3 separate regions of the Homo sapiens genome follow, and all the other regions are linked to region 2. Evidence: read pairs that join two places in POLR2A ChIA-PET (ENCODE). Cell type or tissue: GM12878. All regions are shown on one strand. Each heading gives the region's core, and the rest is flanking DNA. Links, peaks and the distances in the headings are about the cores only. Region 1 overlaps SLC9A8 (solute carrier family 9 member A8). Region 2 overlaps RNF114 (ring finger protein 114). Region 3 overlaps SLC9A8 (solute carrier family 9 member A8).

The links. Peaks named below come from ENCODE experiments on the same cell type or tissue, not always from the same donor. Only the 100,000 strongest peaks of a DNase experiment are listed, where the experiment ranks them.
Region 1: POLR2A ChIA-PET joins it to region 2 with 5 read pairs; 8 of 35 experiments call an interaction of 5 or more read pairs at or near these places.
Region 3: POLR2A ChIA-PET joins it to region 2 with 6 read pairs; 12 of 35 experiments call an interaction of 5 or more read pairs at or near these places.

The regions. Positions count from the first base shown.
Region 1 is chr20:49,891,275-49,898,387 of GRCh38, reverse strand. SLC9A8 (solute carrier family 9 member A8) reads right to left here. Exons shown (of 16, transcript NM_015266.3): 16 at 6,146-7,113. Among named protein-coding and RNA genes, the nearest start is that of SPATA2, 21 kb to the left of the region's middle. RefSeq lists an enhancer at 3,652-3,821. In GM12878, for the core only: no CTCF peak of the experiment used is centred there; DNase peaks (open chromatin) are centred at 4,017 and 4,438; H3K4me3 peaks cover 996 bases; H3K27ac peaks cover 1,549 bases.
Region 2 is chr20:49,939,760-49,946,872 of GRCh38, reverse strand. RNF114 (ring finger protein 114) reads right to left here. Exons shown (of 6, transcript NM_018683.4): 2 at 5,162-5,312; 3 at 1,385-1,491; 4 at 623-737. LOC124904976 (small nucleolar RNA U13) reads left to right here and starts at 6,473; the gene lies at 6,473-6,577. RefSeq lists an enhancer at 3,939-4,108. In GM12878, for the core only: no CTCF peak of the experiment used is centred there; no DNase peak of the experiment used is centred there.
Region 3 is chr20:49,819,654-49,826,766 of GRCh38, reverse strand. It overlaps SLC9A8 (solute carrier family 9 member A8), which reads right to left. Exons shown (of 16, transcript NM_015266.3): 3 at 3,626-3,706. Among named protein-coding and RNA genes, the nearest start is that of SLC9A8, 10 kb to the right of the region's middle. In GM12878, for the core only: CTCF peaks have their summits at 3,332 and 4,778; a DNase peak (open chromatin) is centred at 3,066; H3K27ac peaks cover 1,797 bases.

The DNA.
Region 1 (7,113 bases), core at 912-5,911, 48 kb after region 2:
GTGGCGCATGCCTGTAATCCCAGCTACTCAGGAGGCTGAGGCAGGAGAATCGCTTGAACCCAGGAGGCAAAGATTGCAGTGAGCCAAGATTGCGCCACTGCACTCCAGCCTGGATAACAGAGCAAGACTCTGTCTCAAAAAAAAAAAAAAAAAAAAAAGTTTGATGTAATCCCATTTGTCTATTTTCGCTTTTACTGCCTATGCTTTTGGTATAATATCTAAGAAATCATTGCCAAATCCAATGTCATGAAGTTTCCCCTTAAGTTGTCTTTATAGTTTTGGGTCATACATTTAGGTCTTTTATCTATTTTGAGGTAATTTTTGTATACAGAATAAGGTAGGGGTCTAACTTCATTCCTTTCCTTATGAATGTCCAGTTTTCCCAACACTATCTGGTGAAGAGACAGTCCTTTCCCCATTGAGTGGTTTTGGTACTCCTGTCGAACATCATTTGACCATATATGTGAGGGTTTATTTTTGGGCTCTCTATTCCATTCCATTGGTCTATGAGTGTATACCTGTTTTCATGCCAGTACCACACTAGTTTGATTACTGTAGCTCTGTAATATACTTTGAAATCATGAAGTGTAACGCCTCCACCTTTGTTCTTTTTAAAGATTGTTTTGGCTATTCAGGGTCCCTTGAGATCCCATATGAATTTTAGGATGGTTTTATTTCTCTATTTCTGTAAAAAATGCCATTTATAGGGATTGCATTGAATCTGTAGATCCACTTTGGGCAGTATAGATCGTTTTGTTGTTGTTTTTTTGAGACAGGGTCTCGCTCTGTCACCCAGGCTGGAGTGCAGTGGTGCAGTCATGGCTCATTGCAGCCTTGAACTCTTGGTTCAAGAGATCCTCCCACCTCAACCTCCCAAGTAACTGGCACCACAGGCATGTGCCACGCATGGCTAATTCTTAATTTTTTTTTGTTGAAACAGGGTTTCACTGTGTTGCCCAGGCTGGTCTTGAATTCTGGCCTCAAGTGATTTGGGAGGTCTTGGCCTCCCAAAGTGCTGGGATTACAGGCGTCAGACACCATGCCTGGCCCTATTTGTGTCTTTTAAAATTTCTTTCAGCATGTTTTATAGTGTTCAGTGTACAAGTCTTTCTTGCTGCTTGGTTAAATTTATTCCTATTTAATTCTTTTTGATGCTATTATAAATGGGATTTTTTTCTTAATTTCCTTTTCTGATTGTCCACTGTTTATGGAAATGCAGCTGACTTTTGTGTGTTGACTTTGTATCCTGCAACTTTGCTGAATTTATTTATTAGTTTGAACAGTTTTTTTCTTGTGGAATCTTCAGGGTTATCTACATATAAGATCATGTCATCCATGAGATAATTTTAGCTTCTTTCTTACCAACCAGGGTATCTTTTCTTTGGTTTTCTTGCTTAATTGCTCTGGCTAGAACTTCCAGTACTACGTCGAATTGAAGTGGTGAATGTAGGTATCCTTGCCTTGTTCCTGATCTTAGAGGATAAGCTTCCAGTCATTCACCATTGAGTATGCTGTCAGCTGTTATCCTAGATGGCCTGTATTGTGTTGCAGTAGTTTCCCTCTATTCCTAGGTGGTTGAGTGTTTTGATCGTGAAAGGGTGTTGAATGTGTGCATGTATTGCATGGTAGCTGGCTGTTGGGGTTTGCTTGGATTTGGGTCTGATCTCTGTGGTAAGAATACTTGATGCGTATTCTCTCATCAGGAGGCATATTATGTCGAGTTCTCTCCCTTTGGGGAATTAGCAGCTATTAAGGCTGTTACTTCCCACTTAGATCCATTATTTCACTGGAAGTTACAAAATAGAGATATTCCAATTCAATGATTTCTTCTTTGTTTGGCAGCTGGAATACTTCTATAAAAGGCAACTTCCCTGTGATGGTGGTTATGCGAATCTACACGATATAAAATTGCGTAGAACTAAACACACACACACACGAGTGCCTGTAAAACTAATGAAGTTGGAACAAGATCTGTGGACTGTGGCAATGCCAGTTTCTTGGTTGTGAAACTATTCTGTAGTTGTGCAAGATGTTACCACTGAGGGTAACGGGGGGAAGGGTACATGGGACCTTTCTGTACTATCTTTTTTGCAACTTCTTGTGAATCTGTGATTTTTTTTTCTTGAGACAGGGTCTCATTCTATCACCCAGGCTACAGTGCAGTGGCACGATCACAGCTCACTTTAGCCTTGACCTCCTGGGTTCAGCCTTCTGAGTAACTGGGACCACAGGTGTACACCAACATGCTGGCTAGTTTTTTTTAATTATATATAGAGAGACAGGGTCTCCCTATGTTGCCCAGGCTGGTCTCAAACTCCTGGGCTCAAGCAGTCTTCCCACCTTGGCCTTCCAAAGTGTTGGGATTACAGGTGTGAGCCACCACACCTGGCCTTACTCTTCTGTTTTTTTCCCCAACCTTTAAAAAATGTTAAAACCATTTTTAGCTCTTAGGTAGTACAGACACAGGAGGCGGGCTGGATTTGGGCCACAGGCAGTAATTTGCCAATCTTTGCCCCAGGGCTAGAAGAGGAATCGTGGGTGGAAGGGCCACAGGCCTCTCCGTGGTGACTGCATCAGTTTGGACCCTCACCTGTTTCCCTAGGGGCCTTCAAGTCACTCCATCTAATGCACTGCTCCTCTAGTTCTGGTCAAAGAACATGTGTGTTCCTTATTATTGACTTAATAAATATTCTTTATGAGAGAAATAGAAAGTATATGCAAACAGCAAGATTTTAAAAGTTACCTATAATCGGCCAGATGCGGTGGCTCATGCTTATAATCCCAGCACTTTAGGAGGCTGAGGTAGGTGGATCACTTGAGGTCAGGAGTTTAAGACCAGCCTGAACAACATGGTGAAACCCCGTCTCTACTGAAAATACAAAATTAGCCAGGCGTGGTGGCAGGGGCCTGTAGTCCCAGCTACTTGGGAGGCTGAGGCAGGAGAATCTCTTGAACCTGGGAGATGGAGGTTGCAGTGAGCGAAGATCGTGCCACTGCACTCTAGCCTGGGCAACAAGAGCAAAACTCCATCTCAAAAAAAAAAAAAAATTTACCTATAATCCTTCCACTTGGAGAGAACCAAAGTTAAGTTAAAACTCTATGTCTATCCTTTAAGATTTTTTTCCTGTATACACATACTGCTAATTTAATTTATAGAGCCACATCTATTGATATGGTTCTGAAATCTGCTTTTCTCAGTTCATGAAGTTATAACAGCATTATTTCTGTTGTAACAAAATACCCAACCAGAAATGGCAGATACAGAACATGTATTGCCCCATGTCATGAGATCCAGAGGGAGGTCAGTTCCAGGACTGGTTAATTAACTGCTCCAGCAGTGTCCTTGACAACATACAAGCCTTCTGTCTTTCTGCTCTGCCATCCTCAGCATGGTGGCAAGGTGTTCCCTCCTGGTCTCCAAATGGCTGCAGCAGGTGGAGGCATTACATCCTCAAGTAATGGGAGGCAAAGGTCAGACAATGGGAAGAGAACATGTCCCTTCCTTGAGTGTCTTTTTGAGAGTAAGGAAAGTTTTAGAAATTCCTCAAAAGATTGCTTCAGGCCAGGCGCGGTGGCTCACACCTGTAATCCCAGCACTTTGGGAGGCCGAGGTGGGCGGATCACCTGGGGTCAGGAGTTCGAGACCAGCCTGGCCAACAGGGCAAAACCCCATCACTACTAAAAATACAAAAATTAGCTGGGCATGGTGACGGGCACCTGTAATCCCAGCTACTCAGGAGGCTGAGACAGGAGAATCGCTTGAACCCACGAGGCGAAGATTGCAGTGGCCGTGAGCTGAGATGGTGCCACTGCACTCCAGCCTGGGCGACAGAGCGAGACTTCGTTTTTTTTTGTTTTGTTTTGTTTTGTTTTGTTTTTTTTAATCGCTTCATTCTCCTGCCAAATAAGGTCACAGACCCATTCCTCAGCCAATCTCAGACAAGTAGAGGGAATGACCAGGAACAACCTGAACCGAGAACTGGCTCTGTTTCCCCTTGAAGCATACAGTCACCCATTACACGAACCACATGGGTTCTCTTAGCAAAGACAACAGGGCTCGGGGAAGAAGTGGTGGTTGAAAGGAACCACCAGGTCTTCCATATTAGGGATGAATGGGTGCGCGCTGGAGTGCCAGTATGTGTATTTGTATAAAAGGATGTACTAAAATTTCTACTTTCGTTTTTAGTCATTTTAAAATCTCAAACAGCATTTAAGGAGAGGGTGAAATGTTTCTCTCTCCCTAAAGGTGGTAAAATGCTGGTCTGATAACATTCTAAACATTTTTCCACATCCTTAGAATCTTGAGCTGTTGGTAAATATTCTATCATCATTTATCTCACCAGTCCCTCATTCATGGACAAGGAAGTTGTTTTCCATTTATCCTCATTCAGATATTGCCGGGATGACCATTCTTGGAGTGCGGTTTTCATGCACTTTCCTTTTGCCCCATGAGTGGAACTGCTGGGCCGTTTTCAGGCTTTGGAGAGCTGTCACCACAGTGTCCTCTGGAGAGTGTGAGCCAGCTGCCCTCCCACCAGCAGATAGGAGCGTATGGCTCATCTTCGCCACAAAATGAACCAACTACATTTTTGTGCCCTTTTTTTTCTGTAAGCAAAGACTTATTTTCTTCCCCATTTACATCAGGGTATTAGCTGGCAGCTGCCTGTATGCGCAGAGGTTCCTTCTGTCCCCAGCACCAGACTGGTCCCAACTGATGCTAAGACCCCCCAGGTCTGCCAGGCGGCCTCCCCAGGCAGGGGGAGTGTGGCTGATGCCTGCCTGCTCTCCTGCAGGTCCATAAATATTCACAAAGAGGACCCTCATTTACGGGGCACTTACTGTCACCCAGGGCCTTGAGATGACTGTACTGGCCCCTGGCCCCTGACCCCCACTGCCCTTCATGTCTCACATCTTCTCTGGCTAGAGCCAGAGGGCTGTGTTGTCCCTTGCTTGGGGTGGGGGGGTTGCCTCCAAGAGGCAGTGGGGCCCCGCTCCAGGCCAGCTTCATTCCCCTAGTGCCCTGTGGAATAATAAGCGGGGGTTACAGGACCCTCAACTTTGTGTGTGACCCTCCAACCCCCCGCCAGCTTTCTAGCCTCTAAGGAAAATATTTCTTGCCTCGATTGCTCCCCTCTACCCTGAGAGCTTTTTTTAGGAGTTGAGAAGGTTGAAATACAAATGAAACATACCCTGTTCCGTGGGAACGAGGTGCCCACTCAGGACCACCCCCCACCTTTGCTGCCAGCACTCCGTTCCGTCCCAGCTGACACTCTGCTCAGCACAGCGCAGCTCCACTTCCCAGCCGCCCTCGCAGGCAGGGCTGGCCTGGAAAATTCTGCTGTTAGCCAGAGTCCTTATCACTCTCGTGGTGCCTCCCTGACACTGAGGCCAAGTGTCAGCTACCACTTCTCATCACACTTGCAGTTTTTATTATGGTGGAGAAATATTTCTCTGAATCTGGGTTTCCACCAAAAGCGGGCCACGGGGAGCCCACTGTGGCCTCGGGAGTCTCCCCTGGGGTGGGCTGAAGCACAGTGTGGGAAGGAACCAGGAAACTCAGCTCTTGCCCCCTGGCTGGGGCCAGGACAGCTTCTCCTGACTGGTTTCATTTTACATCACATGCATTTTTGGTTCGTGCCTGTTACCTTCAGCAGCTTGGATGCCTTTGGAAGTACGTGGGGGTATAGATGAACTCACGACCCTTCTTGCCCCACATGCCACCACTTCTGATCAGAGGCTATGGATGCCCCCGCTCCTGCGGCAGGGCAGGTTCAGTGACAGAATTTCCCCATTTCACCATCAGGCAAAGGCCTGTGGGGGACTGATCTGTAAGCCCCGAGCAGGAGGTCAGGCGGCCCTGCAGCCTGGGCGAACAGCCAGCGAACCCAGGGAGGAAGGGCTCCCAGCATCGTGAGGAGAAGCTGAGCCTGGCTGGGGGCTGAGCTTCACATGCTCCTCACTGAGGGCCAAAGGTAGGAACCAGACGCAGGCCAGCCTGACCCAGCCCTGCTCCTAAGCACTGTACTTCCTGGTGACATGGCTGCCACCGGCCCAGGGGCTGGGTAGCTGTGTGCCACAGAGCCCAGTCTAGGAGGTGTGACCTGTGCATCTGCAAAGCCACCTGAACATGAACACAGACACTGGCTCCAATTCAGCAGCATACACTTTATTTCTAAATAGGCATCCAGTGACACGACTGTTCATACATCTATTCCTGACTCCCTTAAAGAGTCCAACGAGATGACGCAGGGGCTCCTGCATGGCAGCCACAGGTCCCCCATCTCTGACCCGCCTTCCCCTCCCAGCCCAAAGCCCCACCAAGAAGAGCAGCACATCACTGCTCAGGAAACAGGGGCCTAACAGGGGCCTCTTGCAGCTCACTTGGGGGAGAAAAATGAGTAAGTCTGGCCTTCATAATGCTTCTTAAAACAAAAACCCAGCACTCGTCATTTTTACAAAGGAAATGATGAAAAGGAATGTAAGATTCACATCCATCTTGAGGACAATTCAAGCTTCGTCATTTTGAGGACGATTCAAGATTTGCAGATCCTTACTTGGAGAAACCGTCAAAGCCTTTGGTGTAAGCCAGGCCATGCCCACCATGCAGGTGGAAGCAGGGAGGCCTCCCCATCCCAGCCTGAGGCTCTGGTTCCGCAGGGCTGGCAGCTGACTTTTGACCACGGATGCACATCTTCCCATCCAATCACAGGCCCACTGCTCACCAGCACTTCGCGCTCACTCCGAAGCCAGTGAAGCCCCCGCAGAGCAGCCGGGGAGACCAACTCAAGGGCACCAGAGGCCACAGCAAGAAAATAGCTCGGGAGAGGGGGATGGGATGGGGCAGGGGGTGTGTGTTAGTCTTCCTCCTTCTGTTACATGCCTGGTAACAGTGAAGCCCCTCAATGTCTAACTGTTGGACAACTGTTTGGGAAACGGCAGGAGACTAAATGGAAGGGGGCTGGCTCTTTATTCTCGAGGCCTTTATCTTGACTGTGAGATGGAGGGCGTGAAATGGAGGGCGTTAGACAGAGGACCCGGGGCTGTGGAGATGCCTTCCCGAGGACTCTGCTTCATGACTCCGCATCAGGAAGCTCAGGGTTTCCTACCCGCCCC
Region 2 (7,113 bases), core at 990-5,989:
GGATTGATAAGCCTTTTCCTAATAATTTCACCTAAATCCTCTTTCCCCACAACTATGAAGAAGCTACTTCCAAAAATAAAATGGCAGCTTCATGGAGAAATTTGGTGGACACCAAGGGAACCAAGTTAATGTTACCAACAACAGACATCACATGACTTAATGTAGCACCCAGAGGACAGAGAACTCGTGTACCATCCCTGCCTCTGCCTTGGGGGGAGGGGGAAATTGCTATGAAAGACATTACAATTGTTAAAATTAAAACATGAATTTCACATTAGACATTAGATTGAATCAATGTTAAATTTCTTGAATATGATTAATTATACACACAAAAATATAATTTTCCAAGAAAACATTCTTGTTCTTAAGACATACACACTCCTGTATCAGGGTGCGAAGTATTCAGGGTGCAAAAATGGTCATGGTATCTGTAGCTTATTCCCAAGTGGTCAGCAAAAAATGTGTACTATAGAGCATGGTTAAGCAAATATGGTAAAATGTTAACAATCTGTCAATCTAGGTGAAGGGCACACAGGAGTTCATTCTACTAATCCCGTCATTTTTCTCCAAGCTTGATCCTTTCCCTTAATGAAGTTTAAAAAAAAAAAAAAAGGTTACTCACCACAGATTTGGTATCCGTGCTATGGAATAATTTGCAGTGTTCCACAAGTCCTTCCTGATCAAAGTTCTTCTCAGGACAGTAAGGACAAGGAAAGGTGTAACGGTTTGGAACATTCCTGGAAGGTGAAACACAGGAAAAAAGAAAACTTTTCTGTGAGTACCTTTCCATTAAACTTCAACCACAGTACACTCCAAAAAGGAGCAAAGCTCACCAAATGTGTAATGATAAGGATGCTGATGATCACTTCAGACTCAGGTCAAGTGTTGTGAAAATAACAGCTCAGCTGGCCGGGCGTGGTGGTTTACGCCTGTAATCGCAGCACTTTGGGAGGCCAAAGCAGGCGGATCACCTGAGATCAGGAGTTCAAGACCAGCCTGACCAACATGACAAACCCTGTCTCTACTAAAAAATACAAAATTTAGCCAGGCATGGTGGCAGGTGCCTGTAATCCCAGCTACTTGGGAGGTTGAGGCAGGAGAATCGCTTGAACCCGGGAGGCAGAGGTTGCAGTGAGCTGAGATTGCACCACTGCACACCAGCCTGGGCAACAGAGCGAGACTCTGTCTCAAAAAAGAAAAAAAGAATATAGCTCAGCTAACATCTGAAGTGAACACCAGAGTCCTCCCTTGCATACTCCTCCCAAAATACTTGTATCAGCTTTAGCCAGCATAACAATTCATACAACTAAACCCCTGGGCATGCAACCTCTTTGTATTAATAGCAAGAGATGACCTCCACCTAAGGGGAGACTGAGTCATTTACCTTGGCTGAAGAGATGCATCCTTAATGGTGGCCTTCACACCTTCCATGATGTAATTCTGGTATTTGGAACAAGTAGCCACGTGGGACCGGATCTTGGACAGGAAGAACTCAAATAGGAAGAATCAGAGCCCATAAGTTAGTGAGGACCTTGCAACAGGCAAAATATAGTCCCAAACAAGGGCACAAAGAAAACTAGACCTACACCACCCTGGCAAATAATCTCACCAAACTCCTGACTACGCTGATGGGGCTGAAACCCTGATTATTGCAGATTTCCCATTAATACCAAGGCTGCTATTTTATTCGACTAAATCAGGATATCCACTTCCACTCTAAAATAACTCTCCTAGAGGTTTGCTCCTATTCATGATAGGCTGTCTGCTCACAGACAAGCTCCAAATCTAGGATGTTTTTAAAAGTTTTCTATACTAGCATTTAAACTAGTCTCCTTACAGCAAGCCAAAAACCACATTCTGTTATGTGCAGCAGAGAAAAGTGATCCTTTAGGTAAAACATATAAAAGCCACTAACCCTGGTTAAAGTATCTATCACCAGCCTCTGAGAAATAATCTTTAAAATCTAAATTCTCTTTTTTTTTTTTTTTGAGACAGAGTCTCACTCACTCTGTCGCCCAGACTGAAGTGCAGTGGCACCATCTCGGCTCACTGCAACCTCCGCCTCCCGGGTTCAAGTGATTCTCCCACCTCAGCCTCCTGAGTAGCTGGGATTACAGGTGTGTGCCATCAGGCCCAGCTAATTTTCATATTTTTAGTAGAGATGGAGTTTCACCACGTTAGCCAGGCTGGTCTCGAACTCCTGACCTCAAGTGATCTGCCTGCCTCAGCCTGCCAAAGTGCTGGGTTTACAGGCGTGAGCTACCACGCCCGGCCCAGCCTTTCATATAAAATCTAGGCTGTGCAACAGTAAAACAGAAAGAGAAGAAAACCCAGAGAATAGTGCTTCATTACAGGTTTTCTAAAAAGAAAGAAAGTTTTAAGAATTGAAGAAAAGAGGGAAGATAAAGGAAAGAAAAACATTTTCTGAGGCATGCCAACAGTACAATCACTAATCTTGAAAATGGAGAAAAGCAAAAGCATACAGTAAAACAAACAAAAAGCCCATCATGGGCGGAGTACGGTGGCTCACACCTGTAATCCTGAGGGAGGCTGAGGTGGGCCATCACTTCACGCTCCCGAGTTCGAGATCAGCATGGGCAACATGCAAAACTCGTCTCTACTGAAAATACAAAAAAATTAGGCAGGCGTGGTGACACATGCCTGTAGTCCCAGCTACTTGAGAGGCTGAGGTGGGAGGATGGTTTGAGCCTGGGAGGCAGAGGTTTCAGTGAGCTGAGACCACGCAATTGCACTCCAGCCCGGGCAACAAAGCCAGACCCTGTCTCAGAAAAAAAACAAAACAAAACCAAAAACCACATTATGCATGCATAAATAAAGATGAAGAGACCGGGTGCAATGGCTCATGCCTATAATCCCAGCATTTTGGGAGGCTGAGGCGGGCGGGTCACGAGGTCAGGAGATCGAGACCATCCTGGCTAACACAGTGAAACCCTGTCTCTACTAAAAATACAAATATATATATATATATATATATATATCTCTGTGTGTATGTATGTGTGTGTGTGTGTGTGTGTGTGTATATATATATAGCTGGGCGTGGTGATGGGCACCTGTAGTCCCAGCTACTCAGGAGGCTGAGGCAGGAGAATGGCGTGAACCCAACAGGCGGAGCCTGCAGTGAGCTGAGATCACGCCACTGTACTCCAGCCTGGGCAACAGAGTGAGACTCCGTCTCAAAAAAAAAAAAAAAAAAAAAAAAAGAAGACAGTAGGGAATTGTATTTCAATATTTTGAGTTTCTAAAAGTAAACTTCAAAGGGGGAAAAAAATGCTCCAATATTTGAGCTCCAGCTTACCATGATGATTGTCTCACCTCCAGCTCAAGAACTTGACTTTAAGCTACAAACTGAGGAATCCTCAATTTTTTTTTCCTTTTTTTGTAGAAACTGGGTCCACTATATTCCCCAGGCTGCTCTCAAACTTCTGGGCTCAAGCAATCTTCCCACCTCAGCCTCCCAAGGAGCTGGGACTACATGCATACACCACTACACACAGCTGGTTTTGTTTGTTGGTTTGTTTTGGTATATACAGAGTCCCACTATGTTGCCCAGGCTGATTTCGAACTCCTGGGGTCAGTGATCCTCTTGCCTTGGCCTCTCCAAATGATAGGATATAGGCATGAGCCACCATGCCCAGCCTCAAGAGTGAAGCCCCCAATTAAGACACAGAAAATAGCCCTATTCAGCATTGAAATGGCCCTACTATGCATCCCTAATACTAAATCACGCTGAAAAGGAGATGGTAAGGTATATTCTTACTATGGGCATCCATACCGAAGTGTTAAAAATAATGAAACTGACATGCAAGGCTGTCCAATATGTAAGAGAAAAAAAACCTGAAAAGTGGAAAAAAAAAGTTGGGAATGAGTGTACATTTAAAAAAGTGAAAAAAGTTGAAGAAATATATATATTATAGTATAATCTCATTTTGCAAAAATCCTACAACTTGGTTGGTAAAAATTCTACAGTGTTTGTCAAAGGGCAGAAAATGTTATGCAGCTTTCGAAATTAAATCACTTTTTTTTTCCTTGAGACAGGGTCCGGCTCTATCACCCAGGATGGAGTGCAGTGGCACGAACTCAGCTCACTGCAACCTCTGCCTCCTGGGCTCAAGCCATCCTCTCACCTCAGCCTCCCGAACAGTTGAGACTACGGGCACACACCACCATGCCCTGCTAGTTTTTTGTATTTTCAGTAGAGCCGAGGTTTCACCATGTTGTCCAGGCTGGTCTAGAACTCCTGGACTCAAGCAATCCACCCACCTTGGCCTCCCAAAGTGTTGGGATTACAGGCATGAACCACCTTGCCAGGCCTTAAGTTGAACGAATTTTGAAGTAATCTCTGGAATGAGGAACAAGCCTACATTATTGTGTACTTTTGTATGGTCTGCAATTTTAAAAATTTTAATGATTCTAAAATCAACAAGGCTGTGTATATCTCTTGGAAAATAAGACAACAGTATTTCTCCTTTCCAGTAGCAGTTATAACAGGTATGAAAATAAATATACTTGACTCTGATTATACAAGAGCATGGATGCATTTCAAATGTTAGCTATTGTTATTACAATCCAATGATTTCATATTGACTTTTTTTTAAGAGACAGGGTCTTGCTGTCAGCCAGGCTGGAGTGCAGTGGCATGATCATAGATCACTGTAATCCCAAACTCCTGGGCTCAAGTGATCCTCTGGCCTCTGCCTCCTGAGTAGCTGGGCCTACAGGTACATACCACCACACCCGGCTAATTTTATTTTTTTGTAAAGATGAGGTCTCACTATGTTGTCCAGGCTGGTCTCTTAACTCCTAGCCTCAAGCTCTTGCCTCGGACTCCCAAAGAGCTGGGGTTACAGGAATGAGCCACCGCGCCTGGCCATAATTGATCTTTTATAGGAAAAAACTGGGATAACTGATTTCTATGGCTTTCAAACCTAAAATATATACTTAACCAACTCTTAAAAAAAGAAACAAAAACCAGTAAGGTTATGAAAACAAACCAGCCCAGCCATCACCACAGGTAATTGGCATGCACGCGTGCTGTTAGTGACCTAGTCATGCTCTAACTTCAGCAACAACATGGCAGCTGTACGTTTTACCCCAACTTATCATGGAAAGACATGGACTCTTCCACATCACTTCCACATACATTCTTACGGCAGCCATGGCAAGAAGTCTCTGTGCTCTCGATCTGCCGCTCGAGCTCCACGGCTCGGACGCCAGGTGCCAGAGCGCTGCGACACACCCCACAGACAGGCTTCTTCGGCTTCAGACATTCCTGCAGGCATGCAGAGCAAAAGCTAGAACAAGACATACAGAGAACCTCTGTCACGCATCATGGAGACAAGACGACAAATATGGATCAACTTTTAAAAAGACATCAATGGATAATGGAGTAAAAAACAACTTGCTCTCTCCTCCCAGTTCAAATACTAAGTCCTTCCAAGCCAGAAAAAATGAGGGATAGGAGTGGACTACAAAGAACACACAACTACAGAAACAAATGCAAACTCCTGTGATAGACACAGTGAAGGTGTTAAGGTTGAGGCTTCAAGCCTTAGGCCCTGCCACTGAAGGATCTCAGTGGGGTTTCTTGAATCTCCATTTTTTCCTTTGTGAAATGGAGAGAGTAGTACCTACCTCTAGGACTGCTGGGAGGATACAGTTTGTATAGCAGACCCCTGGCAGAGTGTCCAGCCCTTACAAAACGCACCACAAACGGGAGCTGCTATCATTACAGGTGAAGGCAAAGCGCTACAGGAACATAAAGGGAAAATCAACTAGTGACCTGAGAAGGAAAGGGCTGGTAAGACTGCAGTGAAGGCTGGGAGCGGTGGCTCACGCCCGTAATCCCAGCACTTTGGGAGGCCAAGGCAGGCAGATCACGAGGTCAGGAGTTTGAGACCAGCCTTACCAACATGGTGAAACCCGTCTCTACTAAAAATACCAAAATTAGCCAGGCATGGTGGCAGATGCCTGTAATCCCAGCTACTCGGGAGGCTGAGGCAGGAGAATTGCTTGAACCTGGGAGGCAGAGGTGGCTGCACACTCCAGCCTGGGCAACAGAGTGCGACTCTGTCTCAAGGGGGGGGTGGAGGGGAAGACTGCAGAGACGGCATCTCTGATCAGCCTTAAAAGGGTTCAGCTCAGCCAGGCGCGGTGGCTCATGCCTGTAATCCCAGCACTTTGGGAGGCCGAGGCGGGCAGATCACAAGGTCAGGAGATCGAGACCATCCTGGCTAACACAGTGAAACCCCGTCTCTACTAAAAATACAAAAATTAGCTGGGAGTGGTGGCGGGTGCCTGTAGTCCCAGCTACTCGGGAGGCTTAGGCAGGAGAATGGCATGAACCCAGGACGCAGAGCTTGCAGTGAGCCAAGATCGCGCCACTGCACTCCATCCAGCCTGGGAGACAGAGCGAGACTCCGTCTCAAAAAAAAAAAAAAAAGGGTTCAGATGGATCCTTTTGTAGTTCATGAACCTGAGGACTGGGTGTTCATGTGCATGTGTGAGATGTGCCACCCTCGAACCTTGTTACAGATGTTGGCCCATTACCCCTCTGGCATTTTAAAAAAAGAGGTCAGCTAGCAGAGGAAGGGAAGACTATTCTAGGCCTAATTTAGGCTTAAAATTGATATGTATCTGAGGAAATAAAAATCTAACAGACTTTTCCTCATAAACAGTAGGGAGCCAGGAGTTTAAAAGGAAGGTATTAACAAAACAAGGCCAAATCCAGGTTTCAGAAAAATATCTCTGTGCTATCATGGAAAACAAAGTTTTGTTACTTTTTTTTTTTTTTTTTTTTTTGAGACAGAGTCGTGCTCTGTTGCCCAGGCTGAAGTGCAATGGTGCAATCTCGGCTCACTGCAAAATCTGCCTCCCCGGTCCAAGCGATTCTCCTGCTTCAGACTCCCAAGTGGCTGGGGTTACAGGCGCGCATGACCACACCCAGCTAATTTTATATTTTTAGTAGAGACGGGGTTTCACCACGTTAGCCAGGCTGGTCTCGAACTCCTGACCTCTGGTGATCCACCCGTCTTGGCCTCCCAAAGTGCTGGGATTACAGGTGTGAGCCACTGAGCCCAGCCCTATAGTTTTTTT
Region 3 (7,113 bases), core at 715-5,714, 120 kb after region 2:
TAGTTGTTTAACTGTGCAAAAGAAATTAGTTTTTAAAAGGCCCAAACTACAGAATTCCATAAAGTATGGAAAGTATCCTGAAAGCTTCGAACAGGGGCCAAGGAACTCTTTAGAACTTCAGGTTGATACTATATTTTTATAAAGAATGAAAAGTGGCCAGACAGACACTCATTTAAAAATACAGTAAGGTAGAAGGAGGGGACATGTGCTTTTGGAGTGCAGATGGTCCTTTTCTATACTGAGAATTTCTTAGGAATGCTGAACACCTAACTATAAAGCAAAAGACCAGTAATGTCTCGAAATGACTGCAAGCTACAAAGCAACTTCTGGCAGGAGAGGAAAATTTATCCCTGAAAGAACGAAAACCATACTTTCTCTGGCAACTTCTTCTAGATTCTTTTTTGGCACAAAGTTGGAAATTCTTGAAATGGTAGATATCTCAATATTTTGTTACACTTTGCTCCAGCTGGAGAAAAACGTTTTCCTTCCATTTCTTTAGCTTTATGAAATACAGAATTACTTTGATAGCTATGTCAGCATTTACAAATTCTAACCAAATGTCCTCTAACATAATTTTTAAAAAGTACTTTCTGGACCTCAGCACTCTCCCTGGAAGTGCTCTTGGGTTTCCAGTCACCTGAGTTAGCAAGTAAGCATTGAAAGCAAGACTGCCTTTCCATCACTTCTCCCAAGACCTAGCTATTCAGGCTACAATTATTTCTGCAACATCAGTGAAGAAATGAACCTTGTAGATGGAGAGCTCTGGCTGACTCCCAACACCATTCCACCCCACTCCCAGTTGAGGTCGCCAGGTGGTCAGAGTTCATCCTGCAACTTTTGGTGCCAGAAAGAAGAGGAGGTTCTCTCTCCCACTGCAGTTACTGCTTTAAGGGCTTACCACACCAAGAGCCTGTCTGAGAACGGATCAGAGTACCACAGGGAGAGAGCCTGCCTGACAGCGAAGCCGGGGAAAAGGGATTCACTGCTGAGGCATGGAGAAGAACTGGGTCCAGGAGACCTGATTCAGCTAAGTCTCAAGCTAATACTACCTGTAGTTTTGCCAGTTACATGAGTCAAGAGGTGAGCGCCCCTACCCCCACCAATTTTTTTTGTTTGTTTGTTTTGAGACAGAGTCTTGCTCTGTCACCCAGGCTGGAGTGCCCTGGCGTTGACTGGAGCTCAATGCAACTTCCGCCTCCTGGACTCAAGTGGTTCTATTGCTTCAGCCTCCAGAGTAGCTGGGATTACAAGCACCTGCCACCATGCCCAGCTAATTTTTCTATTTTTAGTAGAGACAGGGGTTTCACCATGTTGGCCAGGCTGGTCTTGAACTCCTGGCCTGAGGCGATCCACCCACCTCAGCCTCCCAAAGTGCTAGAATTACAGGCATAAGCCACCGCGCCTGGCCAATTTATTTTCTTTTGAATTGGGTTTTGTCCCTTGAATGGAAAGAGTTCTATGTTAGTTAAGATGCTTTTAGTTGCAAGTAAAAGAACCTAGACTAAAAATGGCTTAAACAATAGATGTTGGTTTTGGTTTTTTTTCTTTATTCCAAGTCAACAACAGCTAATAGATGTTTATTATCTCATATAAAAGGTAGCACTAAGATAGGAAGTTTCAGGGCTATCAACTCAACAAAGCAACAATGCTATCAATAATCTGGGATTCCCATCTGTCCCCTCGGCAATCCTTAGCATTCTGGCTTTTGTCTTTGAGCCACAGTAGTTGCAAGATGGCTACCAGTCCACTAGGCATCACACTCTCATTCAGCAGCATCAAAGAAATGAAGGGGAAATGTCTCATTACTATCTGAGAGGAAAACATTTTCCAGGACCCACTACCTCATCACGCTTCCCCTTGGTGTCACTGGCCAGAACTGGGTTTCACACTGCCTTGCCGCCCCTACCCCTCTGAACTAATCATTGGCAGAGAAGAGTGAAATTAACATGATGGCAAAGACCAATCTTGACTTGGAGGGGCCCATCTTCCTTGAGCACACTGTGGCAAGATACCTGATCAAATTTGGGGTTCTATTTTCAAGGAAGAAGGGGGAAATGACTCTTTGGTAAGCCACCAACAATGTCTGCTCTAAGTCCTAATAGAAGCACTGGTGTTCAGCAAGCTGCAGTTACCCAGACATTCAAGAAACATGAGGAGCTTGAAATTCCAAATGAAATTATAAGAATTATCATTTTAATTTTCATGTGTATAATATCTAAATACACACCAACTATAATTTTGATAACAAATTTATGTAAGAAGCTATAAAACTGACCACACAACTGTAAATTCCTTGGAGTAGTTCTTAGAGCCTTTACCGAATGTCCCAGAATTATGGGTATTAGTCACATAGGTTCTTTTCAATATGCCTAATAGCAGAAAGGAATGTTAATGAGCAAGGCTCCTATTCTTAGAGCTCTATGACTATCTTACTAGCTAAGGTTGTTAGAATCTACCAAGATATATTGCTAAAAAACATGCTAAAAACAGAACAAGAACTTTTTGAGTAAAACTGGTTTTGAAACCTGTACTCGAGGTCAACACTATCCAGTGGTGCCCATTCCTTAAAATACGGCATCACCTGGAGGTCATAAGGCATAAATGAGATAGATGACAATGTGAAGCCTCACAAGCCAGGATCTGGCACTTAGTACTGAAGTCCAGGGAAAATACAGGAGAGTCTGAACCAAGGTAGTAGGACTGCTGGGGTGATGGGAGGAGGGGGAGGCTAGTGAACAGAGTCTAAACAATCATTTCCAAAGCTAATCTAAACAATAACTATCTTGTGAAAGAATTACTACTCCACTAAAGATCTACCAGGCAATGAAAGTTAATTTCTAAACATCAGCAGTGATCAGGAAAAATTAAATACCATCAGTAGGCAAGTAGAAACTAGTAAAAGTGACTGCAATATAATAAACTGATAAAAAGCTTTGGCTGACCTTAGTAAGACTTTATTTACTGTGCCTTACATGTCTCCACCCACATTTTAGCCTTGAACTTACACTTACGGAAATTCCCCACTTCTTCCTTCACTAACCACTTCAATGAACTTGTGTGTGCATTCACACCTGTTATTACACGGGTTCATTCACTGCAACTAGATCTCAACAGTTAATTGGCACAGGAAACAAAACAGAAATGTAAGTGGGGTAGAGCACAATGCTCTCTGAAGACTTTAGACCTGACTCTGGCATTAAGTGAGCCATTTCTTCCTCCTAAACTGTAAAGTCAGAGTCCCTTCTGTCTATAAAATTGAGTGATTCTATGAAGTGTCATTACTTACCTTAGTTGAGTTGGATGTCAGCCTAGCCTAGCAGTAGAGGTCAATGTTCCCCAAGGGTAGTTCTACCAGAAGCAAAAGGCTAAGAAAGGGCCTTTGAGCTGTACAGAGCTGTATGGCCTTTGGGCTTCTACATGACCTTTAGGAGGTCACTACCCTTCTTGAGCCCCAGTGTCCTCATCTGTAAAATGGGATCATAGCACCCTTAGGGCAGGTTGCAGTGAGGATCAAATGAGATCAGGGATGTGATGCATCTCTTGTGGTTCCTGGCACTAAAGAGGCACTCAAAAAATGGTAGTTATTGTTACTGCTTTTATTATGGAATCACCAATACACACTTACCTAAAGAAACAACAGCAACACTCTCTGGCAAGAAATGTAATCTGTATCGGATCAGTAAATGCACCAATATGATGCAGATAGCTGTGGAAAAAAAAATAATACAATGTTTTAAAAAAAACACTCAATTCTGAATGATAAACACCAAGTTCAAGTCAGTGGTTATTTCTGGGGGGGTCCTCACAGAAATGGACAATTGGAATAACACAGTGAACTTCAGCGGTGTTTTTCGTGTCTCATTTCTTAAACTGGAGGTACATTTACAATGTTTATTATATTTTCTCTATACTTCTTTGTCTGCCTGAACTAGTTTGTTTCCCAGTAGTTATTGGAAGAGGAACAGAAATCTAACTTTTTTGAGACAGGGTCTCACTGTGTCATCCAGGCTAGAGTGCAGTGGTATGATCTAGGGTCACTGCAGTCTCAACTTCCCAGGCTCAGGTGATTCTCCCATCTCAGCCTCCCAAGTAGCTGGGACTAGAGACACATGACACCACACCCAACTAATTTTTTTGTATTTTTAGTAGAGATGGGGTTTCGCCACATTGCACAGGCTGGTCTCCAACTCTTGGGCTCAAGCAATCCACTCACCTTGGCCTCCCAAAGTGCTGGGATTACAGGCGTGAGCCACGGTGATCAGCCAGAAACCTATTTTTTTATATAAGCTGTTAAACCTTATAAAATTATTTAAAATTATTCAAATTTTTCTGATTCTGAGAAATGGTCTTCAACTTTTTGGAAGTGATTATCAACTGGAACACTATATGGTGAAGAGGAAGTCAATGAAATCAATCACTTTTACATAAATGTAACTGCAACAGATTGCATTGACACAAATTATTTTGCCATCATGTGACTGGCTCTTAACATAGAGGGAAGTAAGGGTTTTACAAACAGGAAAAAGTAAATGGTTTGGTGACAAGAACATCAGAGATCTGAATATGGAACACTCCTGCTCCCCAGCTGGGTGCAGCTGTGTCCTGCCATTCCCATCGGCTGAGGACTTCCCATGAGCCATGAACTAGGCTGAACACCCCAAATACTCTCTCATTTAATCCTCCAACTTCCCTCGGAATTAGCTGTCATTACCACTATCTTCTCTGATTACAAATCAGAAAACTGAGGCTTCTAGACATCACAGCCCCTGTCACACCACTGGTAGGTGCTGCAGTATTGAGTCAGATTCCAAATCTGTGCTCTTAACCACAGCATACCCCACCACCTCCCACTTGGCTGGATGCCTTCATTCCTCAATCTCCAAAACAGAATAATGTCTAACTTTCCTCACAGAGGTGTTGTTATGAAAGAAAATAAGAAGATGTAAAATAAAACGATTTGAAAGGGATATTTCTGCCCCCACCAACCCCCCGGCAAAAAAAATGGGTACTTCACAAAAATTATTCCTGAATGTAATTTCCTAATCCAAATGTTAGCGTGCATGTCTTTCTTTTACTGGGCACCTAGATGGTATACCAGCTCATCAACCACAGTATTAACAGGACTAACATTAATTTTGTTATTTTTTTCAAGGAAATGTTTAAACAATCCACATGCCTGTTAACTGGTCACCCTCAGAGGCTGCACTGACAAATTAGGTTTCTTTAATCCCACCAAAAAACACCAGGTGGCCAGAGTGTTGTAAATGTAGACATTTTGTCCTCTTTTCATTCTGTGCTTTAAACTATCAATCTGTGGTGTTATTTTTATATAAATATTTAACCTAGTTAGAAATCCTACATTAAATACTAATGGCAAGAAAAAAGTTCCAGTGCATAAACATAACATGTGACTAATGAACATGCCCAATGTCTAGACAAAACAAAAAACGGCAAATAAGCACATAAGTGGACAGAAAATAGACCAAGAGAGTTGAACCAGTTTCTGCTCTTCCTTTGTACCAAGCTAGATTTTTAAAAATTTAAGTTATTCTCATAAATAGATCAAACAACTCTTTGCGGCTTTAAGAGCAAAAGGGGAAACTATTAACAGAAAGAGTTAATATAAGGCTCATCAATGCCAGGTAACAGCCTTCAGCCATTAAAAAGAATAAAGTCAGAAAAGACAATCCATAGAAGGGGAGAAAATATTTGCAAATCATATATCTGATAAAGGTGTACTATCCACAATATATAAAGAACTCTTAAACTCAACAGCCAAGAGACAAACACCACAGCTTTTAAACGGGCATAGGACATGAATAGACAAAAGATGTTCAACATCAATAGTCACAAGGGAAACTAAAATCAAAATACAATGATTCACTGGAAGGACATGTAAGATTTTTTAAAAAATACAGTGAGGGCCTGGTGCGGTGGCTCACACCTGGAATCCCAGCACTTTGGGAGGCTGAGGCAAGCAGATCACCTGAGGTCGGAGTTCAAGACCAGCCTGGCCAACATGGTGAAACGCCGTCTCTACTAAAAATACAAAAATTAGCAGGGTGTGGTGGTGCGCACCTGAATCCCAGCTATATGGGAGGCTGAGACAGGAGAATCACTTGAACCCAGGAGGTAGAGGTTGCAGTGAGCCAAGATCATGCCACTGCACTCTAGCCTGGGAGACAGAGCAAGATTCCATCTCAAAAAAAACAAAACAAAACAAAAATACAATTTCATATCCACTAGGATAGCTATAATTTTTTTTTTCCCCGAGACAGAGTCTCACTCTGTCACCCAGGCTGGAGTGCAGTGGTGCAATCTCAGCTCACTGAAACCTCCACCTCCCAGGTTCAAATGATTCTAGTGCCTCAGCCTCCCGAATAGCTGGGATTATAGGTGTATGCCACCACGCCCACACCCAGCTAATTTTTTTGTATTTTTAGGAGAGACAGGGTTTCGCCATATTGCCAGGCTGGTCTCGAACTCCTGGCCTCAAGTGATCTTCCCGCCTCAGCCTCCCAAAGTGCTGAGATTGCAGGTATGAGCCACCACGCCCAGTCTATCATTTTTTTAAAACCAGAAAACAAGTGTTCGCAAGAACATGGAGAAACCGGAACCCTTGTAAAATGGTGCAGCCCCTGTGGAAAACATTTGTCAGTTTCTGAGAAAGTTAAACATACAGTAACCGTTTGACTCGGCAATTCCACTTGCAGGTATATATCCAAAAGAAATAAAAACATTTATCCACACAAAAGCCTATACACAAATGTTCACAGCAGCAGTATTCACAACAGCCAAAAGGTAGAAACAATCCAAATGTTCACTGATGAATGAATAAACATCATGTGGCATATCCATACAGTGGAATATTACTCAGCCATAAAAAGGAATGCAATTCTAACATATGCTATAACATGAATCTTGAGAACATTATGCTAAGTAATAGAAACCAGACACAAAAGGCCACGTATTATATGGTTTCATTTATATGAAATATTCTAAATAGGCAAATTCCTAGAGACAGAAAGCAGAATAGTGGTTGCCAAGGACTAGAAAAGGGAGGGATGGGGAATGACTGCTTTTAATGGTTTTCTTTTGGGGTGATGAAAATGT